Linked DNA regions of Homo sapiens: region 1 is linked to region 2. Evidence: chromatin contacts called from ENCODE Hi-C or POLR2A ChIA-PET data. All regions are on one chromosome and are shown on one strand. Each heading gives the region's core, a stretch centred on a gene start or an enhancer-like site at or near the end of the contact. The rest is flanking DNA. Distances are from core to core; before and after follow the strand shown.

Region 1 (4,865 bases), core at 1,961-4,460, 57 kb before region 2:
TGGGCCCCAGAGAGAGGGCAGCATGAAGCCCTTGGTCTGGTCCTCACACAGGCTCTCACTCCTGTTATGACCTTGGGCATCGCCTCCTCTTTGCAGAATTCTCAGTATCTCCCATCTATTGAGTAGAAGGAAGCACACAGTCCCTGGAGTTCCTAGATGAGCCCCCAGGGATTGACTCTGCTGCCCGGATGTCTTTGGAGAGTCTCAAGGAGGCTGGCAGAGCCCCAGGCCTGCCTGGGAGCAGATGGACAGAGAAAACCCTAGAGTGCCTCCACTTTCTATCATCACTATGACAACCCTTCCATGGGATCCTAATGTTGGGGTGATGCCTGACTTTTCTGGCCTAAAACTGAGAGTTAAACAGAAAGCAATCCTTCGGGGGGCAAGGAGATGTGCAAGGAAGGGTATGGCACCAGAACGACCTCAGTTTGTCTTAGCTCCTCACTTACCAGTTGGATGACCTTGAACATATTCCTGATTTCTCTGAGATGCAGTTTTGGCAAATAGAAATGCTTATCCCCCGTCACAGATTTGAAGTGAGAATGGCTTATAGATGCCAGCTTGCAAATGTTTCCCACTGAGACCAAGCAGGGGCTGCAGGGCTGTGGCTGCTGCAGAACTGAAGTGAGAGATAGCCTCAGCTTGGTGGATGGAAACCAAAATACCCTCACGTGTGAGAAAAGCAAAACAGTTTGTTTATTTATTTTGTGCCAGAATCTTCTGGTGCATGAGCCTACGGAAACGGCTCTGCAGAATTGGAAAGGATAGAAGTGTGTTTATCACTTTCTTGGGTAAACTTCATTTGCATTCCTACAGAGTGTTGATCGTACTGTTCCAAGAAATGAAGTTGTTTGGTGGGCTGGCTTCCCTCATCTCCAAAAGAAATCGTGTGTGTGTGTGTGTGTGTGTGTGTGTGTTTGTGTGTGTGTGTCTGTGTGTGTAGTAGGTACAGGATTTCTCTCTCTTGAGCATCTGCTACATGCCAGATACTTGTACTAGGTACTTTAAATACTGTGGCAGACACAATAGGTGGGCTCACTCAGTACCCAAGCAAGCACCTACTTCCTCCCTTGCCTTCCTCTTTTAGAGAGCCTGGAAATCTAAACACTCAACTTCCCAGAACTCTGTAGGTGGCCATGTGACATAGTTCTGCCCAATAATATGTAAGTGAAAGTTGGTAGAGAGGGCATCTCTTTCTAACTAAAAGAAAAAAAAAGTCAAGAAAAGAAAACCCTTTGTCTTCTTCCCACTTCTCTCTCCCTCCTGCCTGTAATGTGGATGTGATTCTTGGAGATGCAGCAGCTATGTTGCAACCATGAGGCAAGGCATGAGGTTTTGAGGATGCAGGAAGTCATCCACAGACTAAGGATGGAGGAGATAAATGCTAGAAAGAGTCTTAGCCCCTGATATTGTCTTCATTGGATACATAAGCAATATTATAAGACACAGCAGTATTTAAGTATCATTAGGAAAGATAAAATGCTATTAATTAAACTACAACTTGACATGTTTTTAAGACACAACCAGATTCCCAAGATGTTCAAATGTGAAAAAAAGTGGGTTTTAGAATCAATGAGAATTGCACAGGTATCTGAGCCCTGGAATATCTAACTTTGGACTTCTTATGTGAGAACAACAAACTCCTAATTTGTTTAGGTGTAGTTGTTGGGCTTTCTGTTACTTGCAGCAGAACACATTCCTAACACTGACTCCTCACAATCATTTCCTGAGGTGGGTATTAACATTTGAATTCTACCAATGAGGAAACTGAGGCACAGGACAATAGGCTTGCCCTAGCATATAATCACATAGCTGAGCCCACAGTGAGAACCTCCAACTTGAGTGTTCTTGGCCCCACACCTCATCTGCTCCATGGCTTTTCCTGTCTTGCATGTGACCTTCACAGTATGGCGATGAAGGGTGATGAGCAGCCACACCACTGCCCCATTCACCTGCTCAGGAAGACACTCCCCACAACTCACTGGGACATGAGATTGGCTCCTGGGAGCTGGGAGCCAGGACTTCAGAATTCAACAACCATTCTGGTATGAGGTTTCTTAGTCATTTGGGCAGTTTGCTTTCTTGATCCTGTTTTCTGCTTTCCTTCTCTCTGTACCCTTCCCCATCCCCCATTGAAGAAAAACACAGGAAATGAGAAAGATCAATTTACATGTGGAAGATGTGCATATTCATACTCTTCCTATAATCCTATAGACTTCCAGTTTGGGGCGCTGGAGAGGCCACAGATGAGTTAGGAATCCCTGGTCAAGAGCCTCTTGCCAAATTAGTCAGTCAATTTTCTTTTGCCCCTGGCCTTTGAGGACAGCCCTTTGGAGACCGAGGCATGAGGGCTTAGGACTCCTGATCAAAGGCCACAGACAGAGACAGTGTTTGTGTCTATAATTTAAGGAAATGTTCCCTTCAAACTCAGAGTTTTATTTCTTGCAGCAGAAGGAGGAGATGAAATTGTTAAAAGGTTGTTAGCGTTCAGTAAGAAAGAATGAGCTTTTCCAGATCTCTGTGTTTGGTAGAATAAATTGAGAGCAGTAGGGGCGTATTCGATGGGATATTAGTCAAGTTAATACATGAGAACATTACTTTTTTTAGTATGTGGTTTACAGAATCACTTGAAATGCCTAAGGAGAACACTGGGAAGAGAATTGTTCCTTTGAGACATGTAAAATGGGCCCTGTGCAAAACCAGGGTGAGCAGGGTGCAGCAGCTCTCCAAGGGGCTGGGAGTGTAGTGGGATTTTTTAAGGAATTAGAGAGACCGATGGGGTTGAGGAGGATATTTATTATTTAGGTGTACTGGCCAGTCAGAGGAGAGGCTGTGGCTTTGCTTAACATAGGACCCAGTGTGCTAGCATTTCTCTCAGGGCTGGACTGGGAGAATTGGGGTTGAATGGGGGGGTGCTGGCTTTGTGCCATTTCCTCTGTCTCCCATCAGATGCAGAAGCAAAGTGGAAAAGTCCTGTGGGTTTTTTTCTGCTCTGGTACGAGGAAACACATGCAAATGATCTTTTTATGAGAAAACCCATTGAGAACAGTTTCCCACCCACTGTCAAGGTCCACAGAGTCCAGCCTCCTGGCTGGAGAACTGACCTTTAAAACTCTTGTTTACATCTAACCACATCTTCAACTCCAGTCTGGCCTGGCATCCAAAACCAGAAAGTTCCCGTAAAAAAATGTTATTATGGCTCTGTGTACCTCACAGGAAGCCCTTAGATTGCAAACATATGTCCAAACTGCTGACTTGGAGTAAATGGATCAAATTACTCAGTGTGAGCAGGAGATTCTGATTTCTGTACCAGGCAGACTTGCTATCTGAATGTGTGCCAGGTTGAATGGAATCTCTGGCTTCAGATGGATTTGGGTTGAAAGAAGATTCTTTTGTAGATCAGCTCATATGGTGATTTCTTTCTTTTCTTCTTTCTGCAAATGTAATATCAATGAACATTTATCTTGACCCCATGTGGGGCTGTTGGCTTCTTCCCTCTTGTTCACCCGCAGGGCCGTTTTTGTCTTTGTTTCTAAGTCCATGCCACACAGCTCTGGGCTTCATGGCTCCACAGACTAGTGGATTGTGGTGTGGAGTTTTCTTTCAGTTAAACTTATAATTTTGAAACAATTGTAGACTCACATGCAGTTGTAAGAAATAATACAGAGAGATTTCACATACCCTTTACCCAGTTTCCCTCAATGGTAATGTCTTATAAAACTATAGTACAGTACCACAACCAGTATATGGACATTGACGCATTCAAGATAGAGAATATTTCCATCACTCTTGCCCTTTTATAGCCACACCCACTTCCCTTCTTCCTACAAGCCCCCTTCTTTACCCTTGGCAACCACAAATCTGTTTTCCATTTTTATAATTTTGTCATTTCGAGAAAGCCATATAAATGGAATCATGCAGTATGTAACCTTTTGTGATTAACTTTATTTGTTTCACTCAGCATAATTCTCTGGAGATTCAAGAAGTTGTTGCATATATCAACAGTATTTCAGTGTATGGCTGTACCATAGATTGTTTAACCATTCACTCATTGAAGGACATCAGGTCTGTCTCCAGTTTTTGGCTTTTATGCATATAGGTGCTATGAACAATTGTGTGCAGGCTTTTTTGGTTTGTTTGTCTGTTTGCTTGAGACAGGGTTTTGCTCTGTCACCTAAGCTTAAGTGCAGTGGCAACATCATGGTTCACTGCAGCCTCGACCTCCTGGGCTCAAGTGATCCTCCCACCTCAGCCTCCTGAGTAGCCGGGACTACTGGCATGCACCACAACAGTTGGTTAATTTAAGAAAAAATTTTTTTTGGTAGAGATGGGGATCTCACTATGTTGTCCAGGCTGGCCTTGAATCCTGAGCTCAAACAATCCTCCCACCTCAGTCTCCCAAAGTGCTGGAATTACAGGTGTGAGCCACCATGCCTGGGCCCATGTACAGGTTTTTGTGTAAACATAAGTTTTCATTTCTCTGGGATAAGTGTCCAGGAGTACAATTGATGGGTCATATGGTAGCTGCACATTTAATTTTTAGACAGTGGCTATACCATTTCAATTTTCATTAGCAATGCATGAGAGATCCAGTTTCTCTGTGTCCTCAGCTGCATTCATTGGCACTACCTTTCATTTTAGTCACTCTGATAAGTGTGTACGACATCTTAATGGTTTAAATTTACATTCCCCTAATCGCTAGTGATGTTGAATGTCTTTTTGTGTTCTTATTTGCCATCTGTATAGCCTTTTTGGTGAAACATTTGTTCATATCTTTTGTCTATTTTCTAATTTTTTTAACTGTTGAGTTTTAAGAATTCTTATATATTACAAATACTCATTCTTTGTCAGATATGTGGTTTACA
Region 2 (5,040 bases), core at 821-3,320:
AGGGGTGATGTCAGGTCGAGAGGCGGCTGGTCTTGGCAGTGGGATGTATGACCTGCCGGCCTCTACTTGCACCCTTTACTGGACCCCACAACTGTTAGCCCTGGGCCCCCCTCACCCCTCCCCTGCAGCAGCCACAGCCTCCTGATTCTCTGACCCATTCTTCAAGACACAACCAGAAAGCCAATGTGATCAGATGAGACCTTCCCTTAAAGCCCTTCACAGACCACCTTATCACCCAAGTAAAGGCCCCCTGCCCCATCCAAAAAAAATATGTATATGTCTGTGTGTGTGAATATATGTATGTGTATATATGTCTGTATATGTATATGTATGTATATGTATGCATACATATACATACACATGTATGTGTATGTGTACGTATATGTATATGTATGTATACATGTACATACATATATACACACACATATATGAATAATGTGCTCTATACTTTTTACTGATTGAAATATCCAATCAAAGAAGGGTGACAACGTAGATTGGGTGGTTGTTGAGCAGTCTTTTGGTGGTGATAGTCTCCTTGGAATCTGTTTCAGAAACCAGGCACAGTTATAGGAGAAGCTTTTTGGAATATATTAAGATCAAACACTTAGTAATGATTTTTAAAAGATCAAGCATCGTTTATTGAGACCAACAAATAACTTTCACCTTTTTACTACTGTGGAACATAAAAATATTAACGGAGGATTTTTTTTCTATTTTAAATGTCCCTCACTGCTGAACTGCTCATAGATATTATGTTTTTAAGGGAGTAGTGGAATTAATCATTAAATGCAAATTTACTACTTATATTTCCCAGAAAGTATATCATGGGAATTACAAATAATCTCCATTTTCTAAAATTATCCTCAAATTTATAATGCTATCAGGATGTAAGGTGAGTTAAAGTACAATTGCATTTTTTTAAAGTTTTAAAAACTAAAACTGAATGTAGATAATTCCAAAATATTTTGAGAAGGCCTCCTCAGTGTTCCATGATTTTGACATGTGTGGTTATGTGGAGGCTCAGTGAACCCGCAGGGTAACACACTTCTATTTTTGGATGGAGGCATGCAGGGAGAAAGGATGAAAAGGACAACGCAGCTTTGATAGGAAGCCTGCTTTTGGGGAAGGGATGGTCCACTCAGGCTTCCTGGAGGGTGGGAGTTCTTCCTGCCCAACATTGCCCCTCGTTTTCCCAGAGGAGCTTAAAACCCCAGTGAAAAAGCCACAGTTCCTGGAAAGTGTTATGGATCTGATAGCATTACATTTTATAAGCTATTAATACCCAAATTCACCATGTCCAAAAATGAGTTCCTTAATGACTAAGCCCCCTATCCATCACTAAACCAGCTTTGTCTCTCTATCAAAGTAAATGGCCCTGATATGGCTCCAATGACTGGAGGAACATCAGGTCCTTGGTCTCATGCTGATTTAGATAAAATGACATGGACACATGCGGAGTGGTTTAAGGAGCGGATAATTTAATAGGCAAGAAAGAAGAAAGAAGAAAGAAAGAAGAGAACAGCTCCCCTGTACAGAGACAGAGGGAGGGCAGAAAAGTGGTCGGTTATATGGGAGGCTGGAGGAGGCAGTATCTGATTTGCATAGAGCTGTAGGGTCCAGCCCTACTGGGTCTGTGGGTTTTTCTCCTGGTGTGCGGAGATGAGAGGTCGTAGAAATAAAGACACAAGACAAAGAGATAGAAGAAAAGACAGCTGGGCCCGGGGGACCACTACCACCTAGATGTGGAGACTGGCAGTGGCCCCGAATGCCTGGTCGCGCTGTTATTTATTGTGTACAAGGCAAAGGGGCAGGGTAAGGAGTGTGAGTCATCTCCAGTGATTAATAAGGTCATGTGAGTCACGTGTCCACCGGACAGGGGGCCTTTCCCTTTTAGGTAGCCGAGCTGGAGAGAGGACAGCTTACGTCATTATTTCTTCTATGCTCTTCTCAGAAAGATCAAAGACTTTAATACTTTCACTAATTCTGCTATTGCTATCTAGAAGGCGGAGCCAGGTGTACAGAGCAGAACATGAAAGTGAAACAGGAGCGTGACCTCTGAAGCACAGCATCACAGCGAGACGTTTAGGTCTCCGGATGGCTGCGGGCGGGCCTGACTGATGTCAGGCCTTCCACAAGAGGTGGTGGAGCAGAGTCTTCTCTAACTCCACCGGGGAAAGGGAGACTCCCTTTCCCGATCTGCTAAGTAACGGGTGCCTTCCCAGGCACTAGCGTTACCACTAGACCAAGGAGCCCTCTAGTGGCCCTGTCCGGGTGTGACAGAGGGCTCACACTAGTCTTCTGGTCACTTCTCACCATGTCCCTTCAGCTCCTATCTCTGTATGTCCTGGTTTTTCCTAGGTTATAATTGTAGAACAAAGATTATTATAATATTAGAATAAAGAGTAATGCTATAAACTAATGATTAGTAATATTCATATATAATCATATCTATATTCTATGCCTAATATAACTATTCTTATTTTAAGTATTTTCTTTATTATACTGGAATAGCTTGTGCTTTTAGTCTCTTGCCTCGTCACCTGGGTGGCTTGCCGCCCACAGAGGGCCCAGGGGATTGGTTTGACCAGGTGTGTCATTCACGAAGCCCGTGAAAAACCCGGCCCTCCCACCTTATCCTTTTAATGTGCAAATGTGGGCCGCTCTGATGTCCTGAACACATGCAGTTACCTGGAGGTGGCCATGACACTTGGCATACCTGGTGACAAGAAGAAGGCACGAATCACCATATTGGGTGGACTCAGCTTCTAATGGCCTGCGTTTGCATATCAAAGCTTGCCAGCCTGGCCCTTTAATTTGCCTTTCTGTTAGAAAAGAAATGATTTGGCCAGGTGCGGTGGCTGATGCCTGTAATCCTAGCACTTTGGGAGGCTGAGGTAGGCGGATCACTTGAGGTCAGGAGTTTGAGATCAGCCTGGCTAACATGGTGAAACCCCATCTCTACTAAAAATACAAAAAAAAAAATTAGCCAGGCTTGGTGGCGGGCACCTATAATCCTAGCTACATGGGAGGCTGAGACAGGAGAATCACTTGAACCAGGGAGGCAGAGGTTACAGTGAGCCCAGATTGCACCATTGCACTCCAGCCTGGGCGACAGAGTGAGACTGTCTCAAAAAGAAAAGAAAAGGTCTGGGGTTGCTTTTATTAAAAGAAAAAGCCTTACCGAGAATTCCTTTTACCCTTTCTATCTGCCTAAAAATTATTTCTTAGTAACTCCTGTATCATTCCCCCGCTCAAGAGAAGCAAACCTAACTGCTGTCAGGGGGTGTTGGATGGCGATTCTTTCTGGCTACTTCCTGCTGAAAAGGGGTATTGTGTGGGGAACAGCAGTTGTGCCTTCTCCTGAGGTTTATCTAAGGGTTCTTGGAAGAATGGCGTGACCATGTGTAAAAAGTAAAGTAGAGGTTCCTCTTCAAAGACTTTCCGCCCCGTCTAATAAGAAATAAATAGTAACTTCTCTTAAAAGCAAAATTTATTCAAAGACCTGTGCTAACATTCTTAAATATCTGCTAGCCATAATAAAGAAATCAATGTAATTTATGTTCTTAGCTCCCACAATTTAGCCTAAATATTTGCCCTGGCATGCTTATACTGGTCCAAGCAAGCATTAGATCATAGTCTGTTCCTCTTCCTTATTTAAAAGTGTTTTTACCTTTCCCAGCATTCCACAAGTTACTTCCTCCTTCTTTTGTTCTCCTCTACCTTTGCCTCTTTTAAAAAGTTCTAAGTTGCTAGCCAATCGGGACAAATACAGAATGTGAGGTCCCATTCCAGCTATTGGAAACTGGACACAGCAGTAGGGTGGACGCGTCAGGTTATAAATGACCCTGTCTCCTTTGTTCAGTGTACTCTCCTGGCAAAACTGCTGGCGAGTGTACCCTTTCTGCAAGAAGTAAAAATGGCCTTACTAAATAAACTGATGCTCAAGTGCTATTTCTTTACAAGCATTTCAAACACGTGTGGCTTTGCTCGCAGCACCGTTTGGAGTTTGATTGCTTCCAGGTGAAAAGAGATAAATTTTATAAGAAAATTTAAAATATAGGGTTAGAATGTGAGTATTAAGATTACCACCGTGAGTGGGGGTCCTATAGACCCTGAGTTTCATACCTATTAGTTACACCATGGATTGCAATACCAGTATCTCGCTGTACATTACCAGAAACATTAATATAAAAGAAACATTTTCCTTGAGAAAACCATACATTTCCCCTTTGACTTGCCATTAGAGAATAACTTTAAGCTTAGGCCATTTTCCTAACTTGCAATATGCTTGGGAGAAATACATTAGTGGGTGGCTAAAATAACTTTAATGTTAATCTTGACAATTCCTTTCCTTTAATAATTTCATGACTTTCACAGACCCTCTTACAACATACTTAAACTTTCTGACTTGCCCTAAGCATTCATCCTTTAAACAACCAGTCATTTCCTTTTAGGACAAGTATTTACCAATGAAAATCTTTTCTTACATAAAATCTTCCTTTATAATCTTCTCTTTATAGCTTAGAGCACATTATATTACCAACCTTCAGAAAAAGTCCTATTAAACGTAATGATAGTAAAACTTTCATCCTTGCTTCTTATCCACAACTATTACTCCTGCTATAAGCGACACAATTTTGACTAAATCTTTCCTGCAACTATCAATCCTGTTATAAGGTTGATAATTAGGCAAAATATTACAGCAATTAGAATTTTACAACCAGAATTCCACATCTTGGGTGCTACAGTGTGTAGTTCTATTGTAAATAGTAGCGTGAGTATAACAGTTCTTACAAGAGTGGCATAGTGAATAATTTCCATTTAAAACTTTACTTACCAAGATATAACATTTCTCTTTGGGGAGCTACAAAGTTACAAATGCGATTCTATGAATAATTAAAATCTGCCTGCAAATATGCTTTAAAAAGAAGTTTTAATATTTGGTGGTGAACTTTGAGAGTAAAGGGTAGAAATAGCAAAAAGTATCTGGTGAGGCAGGAGTGGGACTGAGTAAGATGAGTAGCCCTCACTCAGTTACTT

What was found. A loop is a pair of places that touch in the nucleus more often than their neighbours do. ChIA-PET counts read pairs that join two places held with the same protein, here RNA polymerase II (POLR2A). Pooled maps may share reads with other maps.
Region 1: a loop to region 2 is called in a map with no recorded cell type, with 2.0 times the contacts of the local background. The contact joins two enhancer-like sites. A Hi-C loop is called at or near these places in 1 of 37 single-sample maps with no recorded cell type and 2 of 50 pooled maps. POLR2A ChIA-PET finds 5 or more read pairs at or near these places in 2 of 52 experiments (A673 and OCI-LY7).

Annotation. Positions count from the first base shown.
Region 1 is chr12:30,907,241-30,912,105 of GRCh38, reverse strand. No RefSeq gene overlaps it. Among named protein-coding and RNA genes, the nearest start is that of TSPAN11, 17 kb to the left of the region's middle. RefSeq lists an enhancer at 1,927-2,427. Within about 2 kb of position 3,210, at least 3 of the 41 ENCODE cell types and tissues checked have a DNase peak (open chromatin) inside an H3K27ac peak, as active enhancers do.
Region 2 is chr12:30,848,486-30,853,525 of GRCh38, reverse strand. No RefSeq gene overlaps it. Among named protein-coding and RNA genes, the nearest start is that of LINC00941, 55 kb to the right of the region's middle. RefSeq lists enhancers at 1,845-2,194, 4,643-5,040. Within about 2 kb of position 2,070, at least 24 of the 41 ENCODE cell types and tissues checked have a DNase peak (open chromatin) inside an H3K27ac peak, as active enhancers do.